Linked DNA regions of Homo sapiens: region 1 is linked to region 2. Evidence: chromatin contacts called from ENCODE Hi-C data. All regions are on one chromosome and are shown on one strand. The core of a region is the stretch at or near the end of the contact, and the rest is flanking DNA. Distances in the headings are between cores, read along the strand shown. Region 1 holds the start of ZBTB43 (zinc finger and BTB domain containing 43). Region 2 holds the start of NR6A1 (nuclear receptor subfamily 6 group A member 1).

Region 1 (4,005 bases), core at 994-3,493, 2.0 Mb before region 2:
CTAAGTCTAAAAGTGTTTTCAATAATAAAAAGTCTAAACGATAAGAGCGTATTAAGCCATAGTTCAATTAGCAGGGTTTCTCCCTTCCTTGGTGGTACATGAAATAACAGCATCTAGGATTCAATTAAATAAAGTAGTAATTCAGTTGTGATATCTTATTAGAAAGCTTGATAAACTACCTTAAAGGCAAATAGACAGCTTAAATAAGAGATTTTAAAAAACAAAAAAACCACAAAGGCATCCCCCATAACGAAACTCAAGAAATAACACATAATTTTGCATTATAATAAAAGGGCTATTTTTCAACCTTATGAGTTTTCTTCCTGTGAAAAGCATAATTATCAAGTATCCTACTTATGAGCACATTCTTGCACTGATTCCAAGAAAGGCAGAGGGAGGAGAGCCAGGGCAGAAAGTAAGTAGAAAGCCTGAGAAAGATTTTAACCAAATTCATTTAACTAAACTTTTCTAAGAACCTCAGCTGTACCCACTGCTGTAAAGAGAGTAGGAATCAATAAACACAGGTTCAACTGTGTTCCTAACAACTACAGAATGAATTTTGAAAAATTACATGTAAAAGGAGCTTATTGGTTTCAGGAGTCTCCAATGAATACTGTTTTTGTTTTTTGTATTGTATAAAATATACATAAAACTTTAAGACTTAACAATTTTAAGTAATTTTAAGAGTCCAATTCAGTGAAGTACATTCACAATGTTGTGCAATCATCACAACCCATTTCCAGACCTTATTCATCATCCCCCAAAACTCTGTTCTGTAACATTAAGCAATAACTCCTCTCCCCAGCCCCTGGTAAACTATTCTACTTTCCGTCTCTTAATTGGTTTATTCTAGGTACTTCATTTAAGTGCTCTCAAACAACATTTGTCCTTTTGTGTGTGGTTTATTTCTCCCGTGGTGCTTTTATAAAGCAAATAATAAATTCCCAATTATTAGGTTTCTTATAATTTAACTGAAAATGCTGACACAATCTCTGAACTAAGCATGCAGTTATCCCAGAAACCCTGCTACTGTTCCAGTAGCCCCAAAGACCTCAGTCTGATCCTTTCTTAGCCTGTAGACAGGCCTGTTAAACAGCTGTAACTCAAAGAGCAGGCTCCAGAGATCCCTGGAGACCATCCTGTGGTGAGTGGATAGAGCGAAGGCATTTGGGAAGCTGTGCAGGCCTGAGAAACCACAGGCGAGAAAAGGAGAGGACTCATCAAGCTGCTCTGGCCCTAAAATGGGCCTCCTGTCTCCCTGACAGGCTCTCCTGCACTCTGACACTTATGTTGGGCGACACCTGTCAGAGTTGAGGCCAAACTGCGGTCGAGTCACTGAGAGTGTCACCAGTGCAGGGAACTTCACGGGGTCATGAGTCACCTTCCATGGCTCAGAGGTCTGGGCAGCCCTGCCCCACCCAAACTCAGGAAAGAGAGACAAGAGGCAAAAACAAAGTTGGCAGAAAGAGAGAAACAGACAGATGGCCAAAAAGCCAGACTGACAGGCCCTGAATTAGAGTAAGGGCTGAGTGGCAGAGACAGGGTGAACAGACACAGAAGCAAGGTGGAGACAGATATAAAACAGGATCCAGATACCCCGACAAAGACAAAGTGGAGAGAAATATCAGGTTGACAGCGACCTAGCTGAAAGACAAAAAGGGCAGGTTACAACAGGTGACAGAGACAGCAACAGGGGATGCTGAATGTTTTACTTAAACAGAAGATCAGCTAAGTCCAGGCGCAGTCTTTCTCCCAGCTCGGCTCGTCAGGCCTCAGGCATTGGTGGCTCGAACCCGAGGTCGTCAAGCCGCGCCCACCCTACGCCCCGAAAGGCCAGCGGACGGACGGGGGCGGGATCTCTAAGCGCTGTGGCCGGCGGAGCTCCGCCGCCGCGAGGGTGACCTTGGGCGAGAAGCTGCCCCAAAGGCCTCGGTATCGCGGTCTGCGCGCCGTGTGGGCAGAAGACTGCGGGATTCGGAGCTGGAGCGCCGGGACCCCAACCTCCCGCGCGGGGCTTTGGTATGCCGGTCCACGGAATGGGCCTGGCGGGGCCAGCGGCGCGAGCGTCGGGGCCTGCTGAGGAGCCCTTAACTCCCCCACCGACTTCTCCTCCCCTACCCTTGCCGCCCGTGGTCCTGGCCACGCAGTACCTGCCAAGGGCTCAGCGCTCACATCCCCCGCCCAAGATATCCTCTCTGCCGCCGGCGCAGGCCTGTTGTAGCCTCAGCTGCCGCAACAGATTCAGCCTGTGCCTTCAGCCCCCGGAAACGCTTCCCGGTCCCGCCCCCCGAAACTGACAGTGCTTCCGGGGGTGCGTCAGAGAGAAAGCGGAGTGCGCATGCGGGACTTACCGTCTGAGCTGGGCGTCGGGAGAGAGCGCGGAGGTAGCGGGCGCCTGCGCAGTACACTCTGGAGCGGGTCAATTTTAGGGACTGACTACGCTGTTGAAAATAGGGGAGCAGATACTGAGTTCTAAACCTTCTTGAAACCTTGGCATAGGCCAGGCGCGGTAGCCCACGTCTGTAATCCCTGCACTTTGGGAGGCCGAGAGGGGATGATCGCTTGAGGCTAGGAGTTCGAGACCATCCTGGCCAACATGGTGAAACCCTGTCTCTACAAAACATACAAAAATTAGCTGAGCGTGGTTGCGCGCGCCTGTAATCCCAGCTACTTGGGAAGCTGAGACAGGAGAATTGCCTGAACCCGTGAGGCAGAGGTTGCAGTGAGCCGAGATCACGCCGCTGCACTCCAGCCTGAGCACAGAGCAAGACTCTTAAACAACAACAACAACAACAACAAAACAAACAAAAACACCTTGACCTTCTCCGTCTCTTCTCTAAACAAACGAACGAAAACCTTGACCTCAGTATGCCTGGCGGAGATTATCTCCAAATCCGTTTCTGCCTTCACAGCACCCATCTCGCTTTTTGGCATGTAGTAGATGCTCAGTAAATGGTCAATGAAAGGACCAGTGCCTTTCCGTGGGCTGCATTGTGCTGGGCACTGGGGTCACACAGATGGTGGGACAGAAACGATCTCTCTAGCCTCCAATTCTCCCACTCCCTCCCAAAACCTCCATACCTCTTCTCGCCCCTTTCTTCCCCACTGCCCCCCCATGTTAGTGTAGAAGAGAGATAGGTCTTTAGCGGTGGGACTCTTACCTTTGGACCCGTTTACAGACCAAGTGCCCTCTTTGTAGAAGAACTAATTTATACCTGAAATCCAGGCAGCTGAAGCGATGTGGTCATAATGCCTTCTGGATTTAGGGTGGATGTTCTCGTGGGGCCTGACATGCCTGTTTGATATTGTCTGTCTCAGTTTAAGCTGATTGGTTTCCCAGCTGTTATGCCTGTCTTGCTTGTTGTTGGGCCCTAGGACACAGGAGTGTAGCTTTCCTAGAGAATTCTACCAAAAAAATTTTTTTTTCTAGAAAACAAAATGAAAGAAAACAAATATGGAAGCACAGAAATGGGAGTGGATGCAGAACAGCTTGTCAAAGATTCTACTTCAAACATGTATGCTCCAGCTCCCCCGCCTTGTGGTTTTGTTTTGTTTTGTTTTGTTTTTTTTTGGAGACGAATTCTTGCTCTGTTGCCCAGGCTGGAATGCAGTGGCACAATCTTGGCTCACTGCAACCTCCGCCTCCCAGGTTCAAACGATTCTCCTGCCTCAGCCTCCCGAGTAGCTGAGACTACAGGTGCATGCCACCATGCCTGGCTAATTTTTGTATTTTTAGTAGAGACGGGGTTTCACCATCTTGGCCAGGCTGGTCTCAAACTCCTGACCTCATGATCCAACCGCCTCGGCCTCCCAAAGTGCTGGGATTACAGGCGTGAGCAACTGCACCCAGCCTAGTTGAGTATACTCTTTAAGTGTTTTGCCACTTTTATTCCTGCCTCTAAGCAGACCTGAAGTTTGGAAGTTCAACTGCCATCATGTGCCTATGAAGTGGTAAGTAAATGCTAAGGCTGGCAAAGCAGGAAGATTGAGAGAACCTAGGTCCCA
Region 2 (4,165 bases), core at 897-3,396:
CTTCATCAACTACCAAAACTCCAGGGCTGCACGTTTCTGCAGTGCCACTTAGGCTCTGATGGCATCTCCAGGGACAGAGAACTCACTACCACCAGAACCTGTGACAAAAAGGTAGATTCCTGAGAAAGGCCAGATGGTCCTGACTTTTTTTTTCTTTCTTTTTTTTTTTGAGACGGAGTTTTGCTCTTGTTGCCCAGGCTGGAGTGCAATTGCGCCATCTCGGCTTACCGCAGTCTCCGCCTCCTGGGTTCAAACGATTCTCCTGCCCCAGCCTCCTGAGTAGCTGGGATTACTGGCATGCGCCACCACGCCTGGCTAATTTTGTATTTTTAGTAGAGACGGGTTTTCTCCATATTGGTCAGGCTGGTCTCGAACTCCTGACTTCAGGTGATCCGCCCGCCTCAGTCTCCCAAAGTGTGGGGATTACAGGCATGAACCACGGCGCCCAGCAAGGTCCTAAAGTATTTTAGAACCCACAGCTGAGGGAATGGCAGGCCGTCCTCTCTTAGTCACAGGGTTTAGCTCCTGAAACACTGCTACCTAGCAGAGGGGATCTAGTTGTCCCTCGGTGGAAGGTATTAAGGAAGATGCCACTGAAGAAACATTTGAACAGGATCTTGAAAGATGAATAGGAGTTTGGGAGTGGGTCAGGTGAAGTCAGCCGCGTTCCAGCTTGAAGGAGCCAAGGATTAAGGTTCTGGTGTGTGACAGAATGGAGCTGGAATCCCCATCACTTCTGGTGGACTTCATCAGTGCTGGAAAGGGACAATATTGTTGCTATCTCATAGAGCAGGTATGAGGTTTAGACGGCAGAGCGTTAATGTAAGTCTCCCAGATTACGTATGAAATACAGTTTCACCAGGGTTGGTAAGGTCCAGTTGCCCCCAAGTGCAGAGAAGCGTTGCAACTTTCGTAGCAGGTGAGGGACGGGGTATGGTGCGAAATGTGGGCAAGGGTCAGGCCAAGCAGGGATGCGAATGCCAGGACGAGGACTTAAAATTAGGCAAAAAAAAAATAAAAGGGCTAAGGGATTGGTGGGGCGGGTGGGGCAGGAGAGGGCGAATGAGCGGCCACCGAGGAAGCTGCAGCATAATCCGGCAGAGCAGAAGTGGGCAAAGCACCAACGTTCTCGTTCTTTGTCTTCAAGTGGGCCAGGTAGGCCTTAGACCCTTGGCGGCAGCAGCGAAATCCTTTCCCGATGGGGTCGCCGAAGACGGACACCCCGGCGGGCCTAGTGACCGGTGGCCGCGCGCCACCTGGTGGCCGCAGCGGGTGGATTCGGCCGGGAGCCGCTGCAAAATTCGGGATTTTGCTTCCGGAAAGCTTCGGGAAACTGAGGTGGGAGGGGCAGGGGTTTGCGATCTTCCAACTTGATCCTGTCCTTATTCCAACCCCCTTTTACAGATAGGGAAACTGAGGAAAGGGGAAGGCAAACAAGGCTGGGCAAGGGATCCCTCTTAAACGGAAGGTTTCAAGACACCTGGGGTCAAGAGCCTAGGGCTTTCTTTAATAGCCCCAATGGCCCGGAGCTTAGTTTGCCCATCTGTTCTATGGGCAGGGGGAAAATGAAAGGGGAGGAGGGGAAACTTTAGTCTTTGCCGCCCACCCGGAGGTAAAAAGTCTTTAAAGACTACCCCGGAAAGAAGAGTTTTATATATTCCATTTGCATACGAACGCAGTCACCTCGAGTTAAACTCCGGTCCTTTAATCTCCGGTCCAATTTGTCCCGCAGCGGCAGGGAGAGGCCCACGTGAGTACCTTCAAGCCCCGCCTCCAGGGCCCCGCCCACAGGGCTGGGCTTCGTTGCACGTGCTCACCCGGCTGCCTCGCGATCCACCTCCTCGCAAAGACTCATTGTTGGGGTGGGGGGTTACGAGGACTCTTAGGGAACTTTGATCAGGTAGAAATCACAATCAAGACAAGGCCCGGAAGTATCCGCTTACTACATAGACATCAAACGCTTTGTCATGGTTCTTGATATTGACAGACTTTAGCTTTCCCTTCTCAGGACTTCTTATCCCTCCTTCCACCCCTTCAGTTGGTGCGGTCGGCGTGGCCGGCCTCGCTGAGCGGACTCCAACTTCCAGCGTGCCCCGCAGGGCCTTGCGCGGCAGCGGCGTGTGACGTCAGGGGAGGGAGCTGGCCAGTGCTGAGGGGGCGCGGCGCGGAGGGGCGCGGAGCGGCGCGGAGCCGGGCGGCTCGGGGCCCAGAGAGAGCCGCGGCCGGGAGCTCGCGGGCTCCTGACAACCTCCTCCCCTCGGCGGACGACGACCACGGCGACTAGGGCGCCGGTCATGGCGGAGCAACAAACCCGGCGCGGACCCTAGGCACCACCGCATGGAGCGGGACGAACCGCCGCCTAGCGGAGGGGGAGGCGGCGGGGGCTCGGCGGGGTTCCTGGAGCCTCCCGCCGCGCTCCCTCCGCCGCCGCGCAACGGTGGGTGAGGGGCCTGCGACGCCCGGGCCAGGCAGGAACCGGCTTCCTGAGCCTCCGCCAGGGATCCCCCTCCTCTCTGCCGACCCTCGCCCTGGGAAGCCGCAGCGGCCCCGCGGCCCCTTAGGGTGGCCCTTCACCCCGTTCCCCGTTGGCGCGGACCCTCCCTCTCCTCCCCGGTCTCGCTCAGGGTGGATCCTCCTCCTTCGTCCCTGTTCCCTTCTGCGCGGACCCTCCCCCTGCCCGGGTCCCTGGGCACCGAGCTTCATTTCCCCCTCCCCCCGTCCCCTCTGCACAGGCTTCCCCTCCCCCCGTCCCCTCAGCACCAATCCTCCCTCCTCCCCCCGGGTCCCCTCCCCCTGTCTTCCCAGCACCGAACCTTCCCCTCCCCCCGGGCTCCTCAGGTTGGAAGTCCCCACCGCGGTCCGTCAGTGGGGGCATCCCCTCACTCGGGTTCCCTTAACGCAGAGCCTCTCTTTTCCCCTACAGGGGTTCCTCCTCCCACCGAGGACGCTCCCTTCTTGCCCTGTTGACCCGACTCCACAGCACCCTTGTACCGCTCAGCTTTCTAGAGCGTTTTCCTCTTCTGCAGCCTCGAGCGTTCTTCCTTGAATACTACGAGCCCCCCACCTCTGCCGAACCCCCGTTCGCTAGACATCCCCCAGTCGTTTCCTTTTTCGGACCCCTTCGCGCCTCCTGCTTCCCCTGCGCCTCACCTTCCTCAACGCCCCGCGCGCTCTGGCCGGTCTCCGCCCCTGCTCAGCTCCCCTCTCCGCCAGGCAACGGCTTTCCCTGGCCGAGGGCTCCAGCCCGCCCCGGGGCCCCGGACACCTGCCTCCTCCCGGCTTCTGCCCGGCAGGTCCCGGTCCCCACCTCTTAGTCTCAGTTCTCCTCTTTCTTGTCCCGATCCGGGACCTTGGGAGCTGAGAATCCCTCACCTGGCCCGGCCCTTCCTACCGCTCGTCCCTCGCCCCCTCGCCCGGGCCGGGTCCTCAGGTTCCTCGGGGCTTCCTCGCCCTCCTCCCCTTCGCTCCCTCCCCCTGCGGGGTGTTTTATTTGTATCTGTTTGATATTTTCCTCCTCGGTGTTTGCCGCGGAATGTTTTTATTGGTAACGTGTTAGGAGCTTTTGTGAGGTCGTAAAAGGTGAACTTTTGAACTTGGAAAGCGCCCTGGAGCAATTAGCGCAGGCGATCGCCCCGGGAGGCCTGCATTACAAAGGGTGCTCGCACCGGCCGGCAAACGCTCCGGCGGCAAACCCGATTTATTTATTTGCCCTGTTTTCCACCTTTCACATCTCCTCATTTCCGAATAAAGGGAGGCTCTCAGAGATCAGTGCCTCCTCCCCTCGCTGCGCCATAAACTCGCAGTTCTCTGAGAGATCTAGGACCGAACAGTGTCTAACAAGTAACAGATTTCAAATTGAATGCAAACACCCGGGACAGTTAGGAGGCACTAAAAATTAACTGCTTCACCAAGAGGTTTCTCAATCAGGACAGTGACCTGGCAGGTGTGAGGAAAGTAACCTGAAAATAGGTCAGTTAGGCGCTCAATTGTTGAATGAGTGAGTAGCTACAGACGGTGGAAATCTTGGGTTGGATCCGTGCCTTCATACGTTTATTAACTAGTCAAACATTTTGTTAGTTCAGGAGATCTGGTGTTTTTTACAAAAGGGAAAAGTCCGTGTAGAAGAGAGCTTGGTTAACTTCACTTGATGTTGCTGATCTTAAAA

Evidence for each region. Hi-C counts contacts between places; a loop is a spot of excess contacts on that map. Pooled maps may share reads with other maps.
Region 1: a map of B cell shows a loop between it and region 2 (27-fold over the local background). The contact joins the promoter of ZBTB43 here to the promoter of NR6A1 in region 2. A Hi-C loop is called at or near these places in 1 of 168 maps with a recorded cell type or tissue (B cell), 1 of 37 single-sample maps with no recorded cell type and 10 of 50 pooled maps.

The regions. Positions count from the first base shown.
Region 1 is chr9:126,803,278-126,807,282 of GRCh38, reverse strand. ZBTB43 (zinc finger and BTB domain containing 43) reads right to left here and starts at 2,243. Exons shown (of 3, transcript NM_014007.4): 1 at 2,151-2,243. RefSeq lists enhancers at 1,069-1,218, 1,369-1,478, 1,889-1,948, 2,016-2,517 and a silencer at 2,579-2,628.
Region 2 is chr9:124,769,292-124,773,456 of GRCh38, reverse strand. NR6A1 (nuclear receptor subfamily 6 group A member 1) reads left to right here and starts at 2,146. Exons shown (of 10, transcript NM_033334.4): 1 at 2,146-2,437. The coding sequence starts at 2,338. LOC124900274 (a long non-coding RNA gene) reads left to right here and starts at 2,977. Exons shown (of 2, transcript XR_007061773.1): 1 at 2,977-4,165. LOC107987126 (a long non-coding RNA gene) reads right to left here and starts at 2,100. Exons shown (of 2, transcript XR_001746926.3): 1 at 1,684-2,100; 2 at 1-755. RefSeq lists enhancers at 1,747-2,006, 1,797-2,364 and silencers at 2,077-2,656, 3,197-3,446.